Regions from separate parts of the Homo sapiens genome. Here region 1 is linked to region 2. A link is a contact called in ENCODE Hi-C or POLR2A ChIA-PET data. All regions are on one chromosome and are shown on one strand. The core of a region is the stretch at or near the end of the contact, and the rest is flanking DNA. Distances in the headings are between cores, read along the strand shown. Region 1 has its middle 50 kb from the start of AP1S2. Region 2 holds the start of CA5BP1-CA5B (CA5BP1-CA5B readthrough).

Region 1 (6,316 bases), core at 110-2,609, 230 kb after region 2:
CGTGGCTGGGGAGGCCTCACAGTCATGGCAGAAGGCAAGGAGGAGCAAATCACATCTTATATGGATGGCAGCAGGCAAAGAGAGAGCTTGTGCAGGGAATTTCCCCCTGATAAAACCATCAGATCTCATGAGACTTATTCACTACCATGAGAACAGCACAGGAAAGACCTGCCTCCATGGTTCAATTACCTCCCGCCAGGTCCCTCCCACAACACGTGAGAATTCAAGTTGAGATTTGGATGGGGACACAGCCAAACCATATCACCTTATATGTGTAATATAATCTTTTAATTGTATGAAGTAATTCGTGGTAGTTTGGGTTTTTGTTTCATTTATTCATTTGAGACAGGCTCTTGCTCTATCATTCAGGCTGGAGTGCAGTGGTGTGATCACTGCATACTGCAGCCTGGACCTCCTAGGCTCAAGCGATCCTCCCACCTCAGCCTCCCAAGTAGCTGGGACTACAAGTGCACACCATCATGCCCAGCTAATTTTTGTATTTTTTGTAGAGATGGGGTCTTGCCATGTTGCCCAGGTTGGTCTTGAACTCCCAGGCTCAAGCCATCTACCCGTCTCAGCCTCCCAAAGTACTGGGATTACAGGTGTGAGCCACTGCACATGGCTCATTTTGTTTTTATAATTATTATTATCATCATTATTATTATTTTTGAGATGGAGTCCTGCTCTGTCACCTCCGCTGGAGTGCAGTGGTGCAATCTCGGCTCACTGCAACCTCCACCTCCTGGGTTCAAGCAATTCTCTTGGCTCAGCCTCCCCAGTAACTGGGATTACAGGCACACACCACCATGCCCAGCTAATTTTTTTGTATTTTTAGTAGAGACGGGGTTTCGCCATGTTGGCCAGGCTGGTCTTGAACCCCTGACCTCAGGTGATCTACCTGCCTCAGCCTCCCAAAGTGCTGGGATTACAGGCGTGAGCCACTGTGCCCTGCCATAAATATTATCTTTAATTCAGTTTTGTTCACTATTTACTGGCTGTTGATGTACCCTTGTAAATTACTCTGATTTACTGCATAACAAAGTGAGCTTTTTTATTTAGTCATTCTAACATAAAATTTTTTATCATGCTGTGCTTTTTCACAAATATGTAATTGACAAATGCAAGTTGTATATATTCAAAGTGTGTTTTACTTTTCTTTAATGGATGGTAAAGACAGTAAAAGCTAAGAGAGAGATTAGCATTGGCAGGATTTCCATAGCAGAGCCCTTCAGGAGGAAGTGAGACTTTTGTTGGGTCTTCAAAGGGAGAAGTCACATAATCTTTGAAAGTGGAAATGGACGTTAGAGTTCATCTGCCCCACCTCTTCCTTTAGCAGATGAAGAAATAGAAATCTAGGGAAGTACCGTTTTCAAAAAAGGCTTTAATAAAGTTTCAACATTATCAGACCAACCGCAAGGTAATTGTAAGAGGAGAACCCCATGGCCCTACAATTGCAGGTTGTTTCTTTTTCTAGGTCTTTGCCTCTCTGCTCAGTGTATGCTCCCAGTACTATTCAAAGGGCCCTGAGTGGGTGGTTCAGATGCTGTTAGTCACTGACAGGGATGAGCGGACAGGAACCTCAGATCTCTCCTCTTCCCCTCTTGACCCCAGCAGGTGTTGCCTGTAGCCTATTAGATTACATCTGGGGCAGTGCGGTGCCAGCTGATGTACTGTCTGTTGTGGTTTATGCCTGGGGCTATGGTCCACCATATCCAAAGAGTACCAAGTGCTTAGAAATGGTACATACTATTCACTTCATCCTTAAAGAGCTGCTTCTCTTTATCATACAATTCGCATTTAGGAGGCAATTTGTTTGATAATAATAATAATACTAGTAAGTAACTCTCTTACTAGTCTTAACAGTGACTAGTAAGAGAATTATAATTCCCTCTCCCACCCCCAATCCCCACCATTTGTTAAAAAATAAAAGATGAAAGGGAGACTCAGATAAGTTAGCTTGCCCAAGGTCACGTCTTCCAAAATGGCAGAGTCAGGTTCTACCTCAGACACCTGGCTCCAAAATATGTGCTGTTTTCACTATAACTCACTAACTGTGAACTGTTATCTTTGTCATTTTGTTTAATCCTGTTTTCCTCTGTCATGAATTGGCAATTAATTTATAGTAATTTTTTTATGGTATTAGCAGTTCACTGAAAATAAGGTTGCCAGATTAAACACTAAGCAATATTTGGAACATTTTTTTTTGTTTGTTTGTTTGGCAGAGTCTCACTCTATCTCCCAGGCCAGAGTGCAGTGGAGCAATCGTAGGTCACTATAACTTCAAACTCCTGGGCTCAAGTGGTTCTCCCACTTCAGCCTCCTGAGTAGCTGGGACTACAGGTGTGCACCACCACACCTGCCTAATTTTCATTTTATTTTTTTGTTGAGACAGGGTCTTGCTATGTTACCCAGGCTGGTCTCAAACTCCTGGGCTCAAACGATCCTCCTGCCTTGGCCTCCCAAAGTGCTGGGATTACAGGCATGAGTCACAGTGCCCAGCCTGGAACATGTTTATACTAAAAAATTATTTGTTGTTTATCTGAAATTCAAATTTAACTGGGCAACCTCTATTTTTAATTTGCTAAACCTGGCAAACCAAACCAAAAATCTTTGAAAAAATATTATTTCTAGTGAGGTTATCCCCCTCATAAGGTAGAGAAACACATGGAATAGGTTGGTTACTGAGTGAAGACCTTAAATAAGTCTTCTCAAGTCTTAACGAGGGTTAAGGATTTGCCCCCTCCACCCACCAAGGGAATTTGGCAATGTGTGAAGATGTTTTTGGCATCCTGACTGGAGAGGGGTGGTGCTACTGGCATCTAATGGGTAGAGGCCAGGGATGCTGCCAAACATCCTACAATGCACAGGACAACTCCACAACAAAGAATGATCTGATCCAAAATGACAATCGTACCAAAGTTAAGTGACCTTGCCTTAAAATTTTCGCTGGTCAACCAGTAAAGAGAATTCTAACTTAAATTTTCCTTAAAAATCACTTAGTATAAAAAAAGTCACTTATTTATACTAACATAGTATACATCCAGAAGTACTATATATATAACATTAAATATATAATATTAAATATACATATACATATTTAATCCCTTTGAGGCTAGCAATACATTTCCATATAAAGATTTGTCTTTTTCTATTTCCCAGTAATATAATGCTAAAGCTGTTTATTTATCTGGACTAGTTAATTCACAATTATGGATGCTGGTAGCAGCAAAAGTTGACTCAATTTTTAAAAAATACCTTAGCATTTATGACCATAGACTATTGATTTCAGATTTGAGTCTTTACTTGTCTTTAATTATGTTCATTGAATAATGTTCTTGTACTAAGGGCAGGCTTAGAAATAGTGGTCTTGGGAAGCAACCTAGATATCAGGTTGAGCCATATGGTGGTCAAAACTGGTTGAATACTGGCAATTTAATGTGGTTTGACCTGATGTATGCTGTGCAGTTAGATGGCACAAAATGAAAATGAGCTTTAATCCAATCCATGCTTCGAATCACAGTTAGAGCCTTCGTTGGTCCCCAGAGCTGCTGTAGCTTTTGGTCCTGGGTTAGAACTTTTGCTGAGCAGTTGGAGAGGCCGTTTTAATTTTTTGTTTTAATTATTAATGGAATTTGGGAAACTGTCTTTCAGCTCTTTGCAGCGCCAGCCTTTTTCTCCTTTATCTGCATCCACGCATTTCACTGAAGTTGGTCATATAGAACTTGGGCCCCCAGGTGCACAAAATGTGCCCAAGCCTTTAATAGCAAGTAAGTCAACCAGTAAAGAGAATTTTAACTTCAATTTGTGGCCTTTAAAAAGTTGTATCCAGATTTATCTCAGGGTCCTGAAGTAAGAAAAGGAATAGTATATTATAAATGTATTTCTTTTAAGGAGCCCCTAGAGGTAGGGGACACAAGAGAAATGCCAACTGCCCCTTGTTCAACACTCTTGAAGATAAATATTTGCTACATTTTAGTGTAATAGATTTATAAAAAGAAACTTCTGTTTTTTTTAAAAAAAAGACTAAAGACAACATATACTAAAATGATTTGAATTTTACAGATGATACCCTGCTAATATTTTTAGTTCAGCACCATCTGTTTATCTGAAATTAAATTTCTAGCAAATGGTCATGCCAGGAGATGCTGTTTTTATTTTTATGTGCAGCTGAAACAGAGAATAATAAAAATCTGCTTGAGTTGAAGAAATATGTTCATAAAATGTTTCTTTTTTAATCTGAGTTGGCTGAGAAAATGACTTTTTAATCTAGTGGCAGCTGCTTTCATTTGGCTGGTTTTCAGTCTAAATAGTTTATGTTGGAGACAGATCATTTGTTTTATATTTGGATGTAGTATAATAAACAGTGTCTTTTGAGCTATGAGGAAGACCCAGATATCACAAATATCTTATTATCCCTATTAGCCTATCTTTCTAATTATTTCTTGTTTCTTTAACCAACACAAGTGGCATGCAATAGGTCTGTAAATTGAAAGTACAAGTGGCAAATTGCATATCACCCGATTGCTGTGTTATTTTTATTCAACTCTAAGAAAGTTACATCTTGCACATTAATTGGTGTTTGTTTACAGGAGGGAAAAACGATGCTTTTGAAAATATGACTCAGTGGAAACACTTCTCATCACACTGGCTTGCAAATAGAATCACTGCACTCCCTTTGGGTACTACGGGTGATTCCACTGGGCGTGCGGAATTCTTCCCAACAGAGTGTTAATTAAAGAGAGCCACCTCTTGGCACCTCTCTCACTCCAGCTACACTTCACAATCCTCCAGGCACCTCTTTAATCAACAACATGTGTTGAATATCTACATTTAGTGTGAGGCACTGCAGCTACCACCCTGATTTCAAAGGCAGTGGCAAGGACAGGTTTTATTGCATTACTTCAAAGTCAGGGCACCTAAACCTACATTAGAAATGCCATTAATACCTGTCATTGATGTGGAATAATGGAAACTTTCCAAGTAAAGCATGAATTTCATAGAAGAGGGAGATCTTGCCTTTGCACCCCAGCACTTTGCTCATAGGTCTCATTATGTTTATCTAATAAAACCACTTTTCTTACTGGACAGTATTAAGTTAATTTTGTGTCCCGACTTCTCTTAATACTGACAAAAACCAATGTGTTATTTTGAAATGCAGAGGCTGGTCTTTGGTGATAAACTTTACTCGAAAGTTTTTACTCAAAAAAGTGAAATACAGTTACTCAGGAGGCTGAGGCAGGAGGATTGCTGGAGCCCAGGGGTTTGAGGCTGCAGTGAGCAATGACCATGCCACTGCATTCCAGACTCTGTCTCTAAAAAGAATGAAAATGTTAAAAAATAAAATTAATTTAGAAAATAAAATACATTTTTAAAAAAATAGGTGCTACAGAGTGGGTGCCTTAAACAACAGAAATATTATTTCTCACAGTTCTGGAGGCTGGGATGTCCAAGATCAAGGCCCTTGCAGATTTGGTTGCTGGTGAGGGCTCCCTTCCTGGCTTACAGATGGCCAACTTCTCCCAGTGTCTTCACTTGGGTGGGGGTGGGGGTTGGAGGATAGGAATCTCATTCTCTTATTCTCTTCTTACAAGGTCACAATCTTATCTCATTAGGGCTCCACACTTATGACCTCATTTAACCTTAATTTCCTCTTTAAGTCCCTAACCCCAAATACAGTCACACTGGGGGGTTGAGGCTTCAGCATATAAATTTGGGGGGGACATGATTCTGTCCATGGCAATTGGACTGGCCTAAAAAAAAAGACTTTAATATTAAGATCCTTAAGTTATTATTTAAAAAAAAAACCCTGACTTAAAAAAATTGTTGTTAATAATTTAAAGTTTGAAAATACACTAATCTGTGGAGTGTTGAAAGTCAGGATAGTCATTCTCCTGGGGAATAGTGACTGAAAACACGCACAAAAGGGGCTTCCGGGATGCTGTAGTGCTCCATTTCCTGTTTGAGTGCTGATTGAAAGAATATAATTGGTTTGTGAGTATTCATTGAGCTGTTCATACATAATTTGCACACTTTCCTGTATGTGTGTTGTAGATCAATCAAAAGTTAAAGCATAGGCCAGGTGCGGTGGCTCACGCCTGTGATTCCAGCACTTTGGGAGGCCGAGACGGGAGGATCACTTGAGCCCATGAATTCCAGACCAGTCTGGGCAATGTAGTGAGACCTCATCTCTACAAAAAAATAAAAAGTTAGCCAAGTGTGGTGGCACGTGCCTGTAGTCCCAGCTACTCAGGAGGCTGAGGTGGGAGGATGGCTTGAGCCTGTGAGGCAGAGTTTGCAGTGAGCTGAGATCAAGTCA
Region 2 (5,630 bases), core at 2,521-5,020:
GACTGGCAGCCCACTACGTGCCCATGACTACAAAAAACAGGAAATTATTTTTCATTGGCCATCTTAATAAAAAGATAAATGAGCTTATTTTAATAATAATTTTAGAATATAGAACAGATGATGTTACAATCTTTTGGTATGCTTAATTTTATGCGCGCACACACACACACACACACACACACACACACACACACACAATTTCCAGTATCCTTGGTAAGCAAGAAACTCTATAATGTGGAATATTTTTGTCTCCATCACATATATCCCCTTTTTAAGATGAGAAATCATATTAAGCAAGGATATTTGAAAAGCTCATCAAATTTTGTAGGTTAATCAGTAGCCATAATCATTATGAACTTTGTCTTATTCTTCACAAGTTAACATTTTTCTACTTCAGAGAAAGTTAATCACTACCGTTTGGAAATAAAAATTAATTCAGATCAACTGAGTGAGTGTAATTCTGCCAACTTTATGCTCCTAAAGTAGCAATTTAAAGGACAGTTTCTTAAATGGGAAAAAAAAAGTATGTGTGTCTGTGTGTTTCATCTTGTGCATGGAGACCAATGCTTTATAATGGGTCTCATGTAGTTAAAGCAAGACATTTCTTTTACAGGTTTAGCTGGTTCCACTGTTGCTCAGGTGTAAGAGTTTTCTCATGATTTGGCAAGTCAATTTTCTCTTTTTACTAGGCTAACAGTATTGCAGCCATGGTCTATGAAATAGTATTTTCCATCCTTAATCATCAATTTGCCCACCAGTTGGAGGTCACCTAGTCACATTTAGCCCTGACAACAGGTACTTCTTTTGCCAACCTCTATAAAGGGTGTGGGGGCGGGGGCGGGATCAGACCACATAACTTTTAGGTTATATGCTCTCATTAATATTAAAGACATATGAATTAATCAATATCTCAGAATTTCTGATCCTACGTTTCGGCCAGTGATGACCCTGAACCCTCTACTGTCTGAAATTCATCAAAAGTCTTATGAGAAATGTTTTTGTGGACTGCCTAAAAGATGTGCACAAGAGATCCCTATTACTACAAATCAGAGATGACAGGTTGTTTGCAGCCATTTGCTCATCCCACACCCATGACAAACATTTTTTATCTATTTCAGAACTTTTTCCTTCTGTGCATGGACTCAGCCACCCCAACTGAGCTATTCAGTCCACTAATATGAATAAATGGGAGTTGACATGTGAGTTGAAACTTATGTGCCATTATGGGGAAAGATTATCTAAATGCTACCCTGAATTAAACCAGACCATTGTGGGGCTGTGTACTCAGTCGAACAGGAAATTTTGGATGGTTCATGAAATTGATTCAGTGCCCTGTGCTTTGTGATTATGCCAACAGTTTCCATTGAGGGAATGTGGGTGTAACAACTTATGACACTTATTTCCCACGTAGCTCACAGCGTCATCATGATGAGGAACTGGGATTTGCCTTGGGGCTAAAAATTATTTTTAAAAAAACAAACAGTGCTTCTCAAAAGCAAACAAAATCCTGATTGATTGGTTTTTATGAACACCGTAAAACTTTAAAATACTTGTTATCTCCTGTTTTCTATGGAAGCTTAGAGTGAGATCTCTTGCCCACCTTCAAAAACTGTTCTGGATCTGAAAGTGTGCATACTTGAGTGTTAATCTTACCATTGGCTACATTATTTATTCTCCCTCCATGAATTTCCCCTCTGGTTCCTTAAACTATAATACTTACTTTATACAGTGTTGCCTATATTTTGGTACGCGGCCTCAAATCATCTGGGAGAAAATAATGCTATAAAAATCAATGCAGTAATTTACACAGGCTGCACTTGATCCCATTTCCGGTGTGTTTAATTTTTCATGCAAAAAATGATTAGCATTGGCAACATTTTATATAAATGAGATAGAGTTCTCAGAGCCAGGGTGAGCTTAATAAAAAATGTTTTGTTGAAAATTGTCTTTTACTCTGTGCTCCTTGTAGCTCAATATTGTGAAAGTTCCCACTGTCTTCAAAGCAGAAATGGATGGAAGGTGGGAAGAGAAAGGAACTTTTACACTTTATATGTGATCATAAAATCTTGATTACTGGCATATGTAGAAGTGTATATAGTAAATCTCACTGCCATGGAGGGAAAAATTGTAATCCTCTATACAAGTGAAAAGGGAATACTTTAAATGAAGATTGAGAATTTATTGTGAAGGGAGCTGTACTAACTGCTATGTAAGTGGCTTCCTATGTTTGCTGCCCCAAAATACTCCTGCTAATTAGAACAACAAACCAGCACTTATCAAGTCCTTTTCCACCTATCAACTCCTTTATTACACCATCTTTAATTTTCTCAATTCTTGTGCCATCTAAACTTGAGTTGGGGAAGCTCAGTCTGTGATCTCTTTGACTCTTGTCTTATTTCTTACTGGAACATAGTACTTGATAAATCTGTCTTGAATGAATGAATGAATGAATGGCTAATGGAAAGTGTCCATCCTCTAAGAATGTCCGTTCAGAAATTTCTGGACAGAAAAGCTGGTAATAACCTCCTCACTTTTTTCCTGTGAACCCAGAATTGCGAATGGAGGGAGTAAAAAAGCGTAATCTTGGAGCAGGGGGCTGCAAACAGAGGTCTGAATGTGGTGGTGTCTAGACAGGACCTAGAGAGCATTAGGGCACCAAGTGCCTAGGAAAAGTCATCAGGAGGACACATCAGGAAGTAGAGGAGTGTGCTTACTCCATGTATCTCCCTAGCATTTAAAGTCCGCTGACTTTAAATGGGCTGGAAGGAACACGGTTCCAGTTTATCTCCATATCGGGTTAAAGGACATGAAACCTAGCTAGAAGGAACATTGCTCCACCACTGGCCCATCAGTTCTGTTTCCTACTCGGTTTTTGCTTAACGAGTTGTGGTGTTTAGAGTTGGGAGATACATGGAGAAAGTCACTTTTTAGGAGAGGATCAGAGATCCGCAGGCTCATTTCACTCTATAAATGCCGCGGACATCTGGTTCCAGGACCTGGACAGTCCTCTCTGGAGACTGGTGGGCCCCTCCAACACCTCCGTGGCTTCCCGGGATCAAGTATCGCACCTAAAAGGAGCGCAGAGAGCGTGCAACTGGCGGGAGAGGCGTGACCAGAGTGGAACCAAAAGTGGGTGGCCTGGGAACCTAACGCGTGACCAGAAGTGAAGGTAGGTAAGTGCGCATGCGCAGGATGCGAGTGGCCAATGAGGACCACAAGGTTGTAGCGTGTGGCCTGAGAGGACGGCCAGGACTGGCCAGAAAAGAGAGGTGTGGAATGCAGTAAGAAAAGTGACGCGGACCAGAGGGGTCTTGCCTGTTCCGAGAGAATGGAAGGGGTTAGCCACGGTGGGAACGGCCACGGCGGGAACGGCCCCGCCAGTGAGGAGCGCAGGCAGCAAGGCTTAGCGGAAGAGGCGTGACCCAGGCGTACCGCAGGGGCGTGGCCCGAACGAGCTGACTTTAGCCCTTACGTGAAAGGCGTGGCGTAGTCGCAAGGGTGTAAAAAAGAAATTCGAATTCGCGGGACGGTCGGCCTCAGGCGGAGTAGGGACGTGAGCCCAAGGGAGGGAGGTGGGGTAGGCAGACTAGTTGTGACTGGATGATCACTGGGCGAAGGGTGGAAAAGTGGCCACAGATGGAAAGGCGGGCTGCGGAGTAGTGACCGGCAAGGGAGGTGGCGCGAAAAGGGAAGTAGGGACATGACGTAGTTGGAACGCAGAGACGTGCCTCGAACGTGGGGGGCGCGGTCCTTACGTGTGGGCGTGCCTTGTTGCTCTGAGGGGCGTAACAAAGATGGTGGAGCAGGCGGAGGGCAGAGGCGTCGGCAAGTTAGCGTGCAGGCGCGTGGCAGCGACAGGAGATGTGTAGCCAGAGCGCAGAGCAGGTGTGGACTCCGGCGCTGGGGAAGCGTGGCCAGGGCGAGATTTCAGCCTGGGTCGGGGACAGAATGGGGACTGATAGGGGCGTAACCTGGAATGACGAAATGACGTTTGCTGCGTAGGGACGTGGCTAAACGTGAGGGGGCGTGGCCAAGATGGCCGCGTGCGGGATCCTCGGGTACCGGGAGCGAACGAGGAGGTTCTGGCTCAGGTAAGTCGTTCGGGTAAGGGCGGGCGGCAGTAAGGAGCGTGGGCAGCAGCAGGGCGTGGTCTGCTTGAGAGGGCAGGAACTGTGCCACTTGCCGCAAACATGACCGCGTGCCGCTATCGGCCCTGGAGCCAGAGAAGCTTTTGGTGCGGCGAGGTTGGCCGGGGCCCTGGCGGGGCTTCTCTGAGGAATGGGAGTGGGAGGCTGGCGGCGGGGAAATAGCCACTTCCCCACTCTAGCCCTCTTTCTCCGCTATGGGGATCACCAGACATCCTTTTAGGATTCTGTCTATTAAAAAGTAGAACAGCTTTCCCAGAGACATTGCGGGATGAGAGGAGTGTCCAGAAACCAAGGAGCAGCAAGCTGGGACTCCCTCGGGTCTGCATTGTTGATATTCCCACCTGACTATGCTAGGGGCTATGGACAGACACAGCCACCCCAGAGTAGATCAAAAGCACAGTTGTGTCCCTTGGACAAATCTGAGTTTTTCTGTTGTGCCTTGCCCCAGAGCCGGAGGAGAGGAACCTCCAAAATGCAGACATTCTTGGTGGCTGGGATTCTGTGTGATATTCAGCGTTAAATGCTGCTGCTCTGAGGCTGCTGGAAACGCGTTAGTATTAATATCTGTGTACTTCTCTCACATTTACTTTTGCTGGAAAAGCTTGGGAAATGACTTAACGAAGATGCGTAAACCTTAATTTGTTTATATGCTCCTTATTAGCCACTGAATACCACATTGCTTTCTGCTTCCCCTTCTTCTTTACTGATAATCTGACCATTTCCACTATGCACTTTGAAAGTCTTGCTGGAGTATGGAGAATAGTCAGAAATCTCTGGTAAGATGCTGCCCCGCGCATCTCTCAGAGGAGTCACTATTCATAGCCTGCATCAGAGTTCACAATGAACCAAAGTTCACCCCACCTCCCCTGTCTTCAGGGACTTAGTGAAAAGCTGCACTGTTCTTGAATATTTTGGAAATGAAAAACTTTCTGGGCTATTTTAAATCAGTACCTGGGCTGGAATTAACCGAAAGGCGAAACAGCAAGGGCACCATTCTCTGTGCCTATACGTAGCTGCCCTGTGCTTGGAACCAAGCAAAAAGGCTGCCACTGCTCACAGTTGCAATGGAATAAAGGTTGAGTGCCTTGTGATTGCATATGAATATTAAGGAAATCTGATGGAAAGAGGGAAATTCATCATGTCACTGGCCACACTGGGGCAGTTAGTTGCAACACACAAATCAGGTATAATATATTTTGAAACCTTTGGCAACCTCAGATTGGGATCACACTCTCAAGGAAGAAGTGAGTGAGAGGAGGAAGCTAAGCTTTCTTAAGACATAGCAGCGTAATCTCTAATTTAAGTTTCAGGAAATTGCAAAAGGCAGGCTTCCTTTTGAAATCAGGAGTTGAGAAAATGAAGAGTCAATCTGATGCCAATCAAGGAATTTTTCAATATAATTGTAACCTTTTGTTAGTACTTTTCCTGTCTCTTTCGCATAAGTTGCTTAATCAGGCAGAGTTCAAGCTATGAGGCATTTAA

What was found. A loop is a pair of places that touch in the nucleus more often than their neighbours do. ChIA-PET counts read pairs that join two places held with the same protein, here RNA polymerase II (POLR2A). Pooled maps may share reads with other maps.
Region 1: a loop to region 2 is called in a map with no recorded cell type, with 11 times the contacts of the local background. The contact joins the enhancer-like site here to the promoter of CA5BP1-CA5B in region 2. A Hi-C loop is called at or near these places in 4 of 37 single-sample maps with no recorded cell type and 5 of 50 pooled maps. POLR2A ChIA-PET finds 5 or more read pairs at or near these places in 1 of 52 experiments (GM10248).

The regions. Positions count from the first base shown.
Region 1 is chrX:15,901,997-15,908,312 of GRCh38, forward strand. No RefSeq gene overlaps it. Among named protein-coding and RNA genes, the nearest start is that of AP1S2, 50 kb to the left of the region's middle. Within about 2 kb of position 1,360, at least 4 of the 41 ENCODE cell types and tissues checked have a DNase peak (open chromatin) inside an H3K27ac peak, as active enhancers do.
Region 2 is chrX:15,671,688-15,677,317 of GRCh38, forward strand. CA5BP1-CA5B (CA5BP1-CA5B readthrough) reads left to right here and starts at 3,771. Exons shown (of 12, transcript NR_160544.1): 1 at 3,771-4,091. It also overlaps a transcript of CLTRN not described here and the pseudogene CA5BP1. RefSeq lists enhancers at 2,700-3,203, 3,436-4,054, 3,727-3,846.